2 separate regions of the Homo sapiens genome follow, and region 1 is linked to region 2. Evidence: chromatin contacts called from ENCODE POLR2A ChIA-PET data. All regions are on one chromosome and are shown on one strand. The core of a region is the stretch at or near the end of the contact, and the rest is flanking DNA. Distances in the headings are between cores, read along the strand shown.

Region 1 (3,751 bases), core at 1,238-3,737, 810 kb after region 2:
TGGTGACTAAGAGCATGGCTTCAGAGTCAGGCAGACCTGGGCTCAGATCCCAGCATCACTTCACTGCCCACTGAATGAACCCGGGCAAGCCATTTCACCTCCCTGAGCCTCTGCTTCCTCATCTGTGAAATGGGAATAATTGGCTTGGTTCATTGAGTTGGATAAACTGGTGTTCAGGAGGGGCTTGGTTAAAGTCTGGCACATGCTCACAAACGTTGGCCATTGCTTCCCCAGGGTCGGCCAAGTAGATATGGACATCAAGCTGACCGGACAGTTCATTCGGGAGCAACACTGTCTGTTCCGGAGCATCCCCCAGCCAGATGGAGAAGGTAATGGCTGAGGGGGTGAGAGAGGCCAGACAGGGAGAGAGGCCCCATGTTCCACCCCACACACTGAACTCAGAGGTCTGGGTTGGGCACCAGGGAGTGCAGCCATATAAAGAGGGGATGTGGCCTTGTCCTCAGAGGGGCTTGGGGCTCATGGGTATGAATGGAGGAATACCACAGGCCCAGCCCTCTGCACCCACCCTGAGAAGACAGACTACTGTGTGGTCAGGCACTGGCGAGGGTTCTAAGGTAGAAATGGGACACTAGTGAGCCAGAGTGTGGGATTTTGCTGAAGAGAAGATCCTGCCCTTCTTGATCTTGTTCACCACAACTAGCACTCTGATCCTTTTTAAACAAAAACCTGTATTTGAATATCGGAACTTGTCCCTGTGGAAAACCTGCCTCTATCCAGCTATGACTGCCGAGATTTCTTTTTCTTTTTCTTTTTCTTTTTCTTTTTTTTTTGAGACGGAGTGTTCGCTCTTGTCGCCCAGGCTGGAGTGCAATGGCGCGATCTGGGCTCACTGCAGCCTCAACCTCCCGGGTTCAAGCAATTCTCCTGCCTCAGCCTCCCGAGTAGCCGGGATTACAAGCATGTGCCACCATGCCTGGCTAATTTTGTGTTTTTAGTAGAGACGGGGTTTCTCCCATGTTGGTCAGGCTGGTCTCGAACTCCTGACCTCAGGTGATCCGCCTGCCTCGGCCTTCCGAAGTGCTGGGATTACAGGCGTGAGCCACTGCCCCCAGCTTTTTTTTTTTTTTTTTTTTTTTTTTATCATTTGAGACGGAGTCTCACTGTTTCCCCCAGGCTGGAGTGCAGTGGCATGATCTTGGCTCACTGCAGCCCCCACCTCCCAGGTTCAAGTGATTCTCTTGCCTCAACCCCGAGTAGCTGGGATTACAGGCACGCGCCACCACACCAGGCTAATTTTTGTATTTTTAGTAGAGACGGGGTTTCACCATGTTGGTCAGACTGGTCTTGAACTCCTGATCTCATGTGATCCGCCCACCTTGGCCTCCCAAAGCACTGGGATTACAGGCGTGAGCCACTGCACCTGCTGAGGTGTATTTTTGAGGCCACCAGTTTGTTTTAGTTCTAACACTTAAAAAAAAATAGAATGATTTGGGTTCACATAAGCTCAAGCAAAGTCTCTGTGAAAATGAGTTGGGCAGGGAGGAAGGACGTGGTACACATGTGCTGTCTGTCAGCTTGGACCTGGTGTGTGTGTTGTGCCTCAGAGACCTAGGAGTGCTTGGCCTAACACCTTCCAGGGGACAAGGGACCTGGGGTGTGTATGGTCAGCACTTTTTTTTTTTTTTTGAGATGGAGTCTCGCTGTGTCGTCCAGGCTGGAGTGCAGTGGTGCGATCTCGACTCACTGCAACCTCTGCCTCCCGGGTTCAAGTAATTCTCCTGCCTCAGCCTCCCGAGTAGCTGGGACTACAGGTGTGCGCCACCACACCCGGCTAATTTTGTATTTTTAGTAGAAACAGGGTTTCTCCAACTCCCAACCTCAGGTGATCCTCCTGCCTTGACCTCCCAAGGTGCTGGGATTACAGGCTTGAGCCACCACACCCAGCCCTAATTTTTGTATTTTTAGTAGAGACAGGGTTTCACCATGTTGGTCAGGCTAGTCTTGAACTCCTGACCTTGTGATCCACCTGCCTCGGCCTCCCAAAGTGCCAGGATTACAGGCGTGAGCCACCGCACCCGGCCAGCACATTTTAAAAAATAACAAAAGACGCTATCATGTGCGTCTTACAGTGAGGTTTAAGACATACCTCTTGGGGCTGGTGGGGTGGCTCATGCCTGTAATCTTAGCACTTTGGGAGGCCGAGGTGGGTGGATCACTTGAGGTCAGGAGTTTGAAACCAGCCTGGCCAACATGGTGGAACCCCGTCTCTACTAAAAGTACAAAAAAATTAGCTGGGCATGGTGGCGAACGCTTGTAATCCCAGCTACTTAGGAGGCTGAGACAGGAGAATTGCTTGAACCTGGGAAGTGGAGGTTTCAGTGAGCTGAGATTGCGCCACTGCACTCCAGCCTGGGTGACAGAGTGAGACTGTTTCAAAAAAAAAAAAAAAAAGACATGCCTCTTCGGTTTCCATATGGTTCAGGGTCAGCCAATCAAGGCAGTTGTTCTGGTCTGGTTCAAGTCCTCAGTGACAGCAAATGCTTCCGGCATTTTGGGTTGAAAGCTGTTGAATCAGTTCAGCCCAGTGAGTTATTGCCAAGTTCCTGTTCTGCGGCAACCTCAAGCCATTTGCTGGGGGAGATATGAAAGCCATACAGGCCACCAAAAATACACCTCAGCAGAGCCAGCCCATGGGCAAGGAGCTACAGTGCGGAGAGATGACACCCGTGTGCAAGACTGACATAGGTCACAGTAAAGGCAGCCAATGATTCTGTGTTGCCAAGGGTGGGGATTGTGATGGTTTAGTCCCTGTGGGCCTTGGTTCTTTTTTTTTTTTTTTTTTTTTTTTGAGACGGAGTCTCGCTCTGTCGCCCAGGCTCGAGTGCAGTGGCGCGATCTCGGCTCACTGCAAGCTCTGCCTCCCGGGTTCACGCCATTCTCCTGCCTCAGTCTCCTGAGTAGCTGGGACTACAGGCGCCCCCCCACCACCACACCCGGCTCATTTTTTTGTATTTTTAGTAGAGACGGGGTTTCGCCGTGTTAGCCAGGATGGTCTCAATCTCCTGACCTCATGATCCACCCGCCTCGGCCTCCCAAAGTGCTGGGATTATAGGCGTGAGCCACGCGCCCAGCCTGGGCCTCAGTTCTTAACAGCAGATTTAAGACCTGGCCAGAAACAGGCAGAGAGGACGGGGGCAGCACAGACAGGTATGGATGTAGAAGAATGGTTTTTACTGACCATCTACTCTGTGCGTCCGCATTTTCTCACACAGCTCACAGGTGAGAGAACTGAGGCTCTCGGGGGTTAGGTGATTTGCAAAAGATGACACAAAATGGCAGAACTGGATTCAGACACAGGATGGCAGGCACCAGGGGCTGTGCTGTGAGCTCTGCCCTAGACTGTCAGATTATCATGGGTTCAGGGTAAGGCTGCCTGGGCCAAGCTGGAGCAGTCTTCTCACCCAGCCCCACTTTCCCTGCATAACACGTATTCCCTCCTTTTTTATTTTCATTTTCATTTTTATTTTTTGAGACAGGGTCTTGCCCTGTCACCCAGGCTAGAGTGCAGTGGCATGATCATGGTTCACTGTAGCCTCAACCTCCCGGGTTAAAGTGATCCCCCCACCTCAGCCTCCTGAGTAGCTGGGACTACAGACCTGTGCCACCACACCTGGCTAATTTTTGTACTTTTCGTACAGACAGGGTTTTACTGTGTTGCCCAGGCTGGTCTCAAAGTCCTGAGCTCAAGCAGTCCACCTGCCTCGGCCTCCCAAAGTGCTGGGATTACAGG
Region 2 (3,925 bases), core at 187-2,686:
ATTAATACAAACCATATTTCATGCTGCTCCAGTTGGTGGCATCATTTTCAAATTTACTAAAAATAACAGGAACAATCTACTGAAGAAACTCATCGGCCAGGCGCAGTGGCTCACGTCTTTAATCCCAGCACTCTGGGAGGCTGAGGCGGGCGGATCACCTAAGGTTGGGAGTTCAAGACCAGCCTGACCAACATGGAGAAACCCAGTCTCTACTAAAAATACAAAATTAGCCGGGCGTGGTGGCAGGTGCCTGTAATCCCAGCTACTCAGGAGGCTGAGGCAGGAGAATCGCTTGAACCTGGGAGGCAGAGGTTGCAGTGAGCCGAGACCGAGCCATTGCACTCCAGCCTGGGTGACAGGAGCGAAACTCCGTCTCAACAACAACAACAAAAAAAAAAAAAAAAAGAAAGAAAGAAAGAAAAAAGAAACCCATCAACTGATGTTGGTTATTAAGGTAAAAAAGTTCAGGAAGAACTGTTTTTATAAAGTGAAGACTCATCTTCTTGCTCAGATCAGGCTAATCCAAGGAGATGGCATCCCTCTGGCCAAACATGTGCCCCCTGTGGACTCCCCCAAGACACTGCCTGCCTGTTCCACTCTTTAGATAAAATGACTGGTATACTTGGTTATTAGGATGATCACTGACTATTTTGTTGACAGATTCTAATGTGTGCTCAGACTAAACCAAAATCTCATATATTAAAGACTTTCACTCTTTAACAGTTAAAGTGAAAAAAACTCCTACAGGAACTGGACCTGGTTATGGCATTTCCAACGCAGGGGCAAGCGATGAATGGCAGGGTTGACCCCACCATTCCCCTGGTAATCACTGCTGGGTGTACTACTAACATTGCCTCGCATTCTCTGAACAAACCAATAAAGCAAAAGTAATTCCCACTTTATGGATAAGGAAGACGTAGAATGTGACTTGTCCAAGGCCACAGAGTAAACAGATGAGCTCAGATTCAAACCTTGGTGAATACCAGCTTCATAAAGCCAGTGCTCTGTCTACCGTAATATGCAACACTCTAAAGTTAGCAAAATCAAGTTTATTATACCCACGCTGTAATCCACATACTTGCAAGCAATTAATAAACTCAGAGTGGAAGGTTAAATCATCTGAAAATAAACATCAAAAATGTATCACTAATTCTTGGCAATTCTTGTATCTAAGCAATCACCAAAATATTTAATAACTCAAAGATGATTTATCATCAAACATAAGAATTAACTCCCTGGGAGGAAAGAAACAAAATTCTCAGATTTTTTTTTTTTAGTAACAGGGTATCTGTTTCCAAAATAAACATCTCAGACACGAAACAGTGTGGGAAAGAATCATTCCCTACGTGGTGGAGATTTCCCCACTGAATCACACTCAGTGCTAAGCACCCGCTGGCTTTGCACAGCACATAACGGTGCTTGAGGAAGATGCATCTGCTCTTGACACTGACATACTCGAAGGATTTCCTACCCAGTGATGAGCAAAATTTTCCTCTCTACCAGCCAGCAAGCTCAGCACTCCAGCACATGGCTTATAAGGATACTTGTATTAAAACCTTGGCCCAAAAAGGACAAAGCTGGCACAGGACCACATCTTGATGTAACTACATTCCACCAACTAGGAGCAATTTGTGAATGGCAAAAATGTAGCACAGACAATAATAGTATAACAATGCATCATCAAAAGGGGAAAATATAGATGATTAAGATGGAACGAAACAAGTAGATTCTCTCTTTGATGTCTACGTGTAAGTAAAAAAAAGTGGCCATGGCAATGCACTTCAATCAAGTCAACCATCCCTCCACAAAACTAACGCTTTGACACTTTGGAAAGCTTTCATTTCTCACTGGAACTCTACCTCTATACAGATTTCACTCTGTCTAAAATGACCATTGCAAAGCAAAATCAGCCCAGATCCATTTGGGACTCATGAATTAGTAAGACTATGGAAAAAAACAAACAAAAACCTAGTATTTTTTTTTTCCTTTGACAAGTTAATTCATTAAGATTAAAATGTTCTGGGAGGACGCGGTGGCTCACGCCTCTAATCCCAGCACTTTGGGAGGCCAAGGTGGGTGGATCACCAGGTCAGGAGATCGAGACCATCCTGGCTAACACGGTGACACCCCGTCTCTACTAAAAATACAAAAAATTAGCTGGGCGTGGTGGTGGGCACCTGTAGTCCCAGCTACTGGGGAGGCTGAGGCAGGAGAATGGCATGAACCCAGGAGGCGGAGCTTGCCGTGAGCCAAGATCGCACCACTGCACTCCAGCCTGGGCGACAGAACAAGACTCCGTCTCAAAAAAAAAAAAAGATTTAAATGTTTTGTTCTCAAGTCTATCATTTCTGTATTCTTCCAACTATTAACAATGCATTCAAAATATAGCTACAATTTCAAATAACTCTGCTAGAACAAAATGAAACTCTATCAATTTATCATAATAGAGGCCTAGCCTGTTAAAGTGAAAACCCTGAAGCTAAGAACACGTTTCAAGGTTTATGGTTTTGCTACTATCCTTGTATCTGTGGTAGAATACAAAAGCAAAACCTTCCTAGCACAATTCCTGGAGAAAGCCATCCATTGAACAAGCAAACATATCAAGTGCTTACAAGTAAAAGGTACTTCTTCACACAAGTACCATCTTTGTAGCCTTTCTTTCTGGGGCCCTGTTGGCACGGTGAATGGCCAAACTAACACGGCATAGGCAACAGCTCTTGAGTGCTTCCTCTGACCCAATGATCAAATTCTAGATCATGTAGCCTGTGAGTACAGACTACAGAAGCCTTTGAGAATTTTGGGAACAAGGTCAGAAAGTCTTCAAAAATTACTCGGATAAAAATAAAATTGCCTGCAGGGAAACATACACACTTCTTCCTACCTCTTTGGATTCCTTTGTGTAACAAGCTCCAGCCACTCTTGTCCACCATGTCCACATCAGCTTTGTGACTAACCAGCGTGGTGGCAATACTCTCCAGTCGTCGTGAGAGGGCTAGATCTAATGCCAGATCTCCGTTATGATCCGCTTCATTCAGCTTCCCAGGGAGCTACACAAACAAGTTTGTAAATTAGCGCCCAGTGAGTAGAGAATACGACCTATTTTAATTTCTCCCACCTTGACCCTTAAATATCATCTCTTATACAAATGTCAAATTTAAGTGCTCCAACACTGCTTACTCCCCAAATTCAACTTTATTCACAAACTTCTATCAGGCTTCCTCAGGGTACATGTTTTCAGGGAGTACAGAATTAATGGGGACCACATAGCCAACATAAACAATGTGGGAGACGATTAAAGGCCACCAGGAAAATGTGGACAGAGTGCTGTGGGGCACGAGTGCCAGGCAGAGGCTCAGAGAGTTTTACGGTGAACAGCTAATGTTTTCATGAAAGGCAGTGGCGTTCCTATTTCATTCTTCCCAGCAGTTTAATGTCTCCCCATACACTGGACACCCGGGATAAAACATACTTCGCTCCCATCTGTCAAGAGCCATTACATTTCTTTCAAGGTCATATGGTGGGCAGAATTATCACCCCCCCCAAAGACGGACATGTCCTAATCCCCAGAACCTATAAACATACCACGTTACATGGCAAAAGGCACTTTGAGGATGTGATTAAGGACCTTGTGATGGGGACAGTATCCCAGATTATCCAGGAGGCCCGACCTATCTAACCACAGAGGGCCCGACCCATCTAACCACAGAGGGCCCGACCCGTCTAACCACAGAGGGCCCGATCTATCTAACCACAGAGGGCCCGATCTATCTAACCACAGAGGGCCCGATCTATCTAACCACACAAGTCCTTCAAAGTGAAAAAGGGAACCAGAAGAGTAAGTCAGAGAGATGTGACATGAGAAGCACCTGACCCACCACTGCTGGCTTTTAAGACAAAAGCCGGGGGCTATGAGCTAAGGAATGTG

What was found. ChIA-PET counts read pairs that join two places held with the same protein, here RNA polymerase II (POLR2A).
Region 1: POLR2A ChIA-PET joins it to region 2 with 18 read pairs in OCI-LY7. The contact joins two enhancer-like sites. POLR2A ChIA-PET finds 5 or more read pairs at or near these places in 3 of 52 experiments (H1, OCI-LY7 and naive thymus-derived CD8-positive, alpha-beta T cell).

What each region holds. Positions count from the first base shown.
Region 1 is chr17:5,014,509-5,018,259 of GRCh38, forward strand. It overlaps KIF1C (kinesin family member 1C), which reads left to right. Exons shown (of 23, transcript NM_006612.6): 18 at 235-329. Among named protein-coding and RNA genes, the nearest start is that of KIF1C-AS1, 3.7 kb to the right of the region's middle. Within about 2 kb of position 2,488, at least 2 of the 41 ENCODE cell types and tissues checked have a DNase peak (open chromatin) inside an H3K27ac peak, as active enhancers do.
Region 2 is chr17:4,203,440-4,207,364 of GRCh38, forward strand. It overlaps ANKFY1 (ankyrin repeat and FYVE domain containing 1), which reads right to left. Exons shown (of 25, transcript NM_001330063.2): 7 at 2,882-3,047. Among named protein-coding and RNA genes, the nearest start is that of ANKFY1, 59 kb to the right of the region's middle. RefSeq lists a silencer at 3,611-3,811. Within about 2 kb of position 1,437, at least 10 of the 41 ENCODE cell types and tissues checked have a DNase peak (open chromatin) inside an H3K27ac peak, as active enhancers do.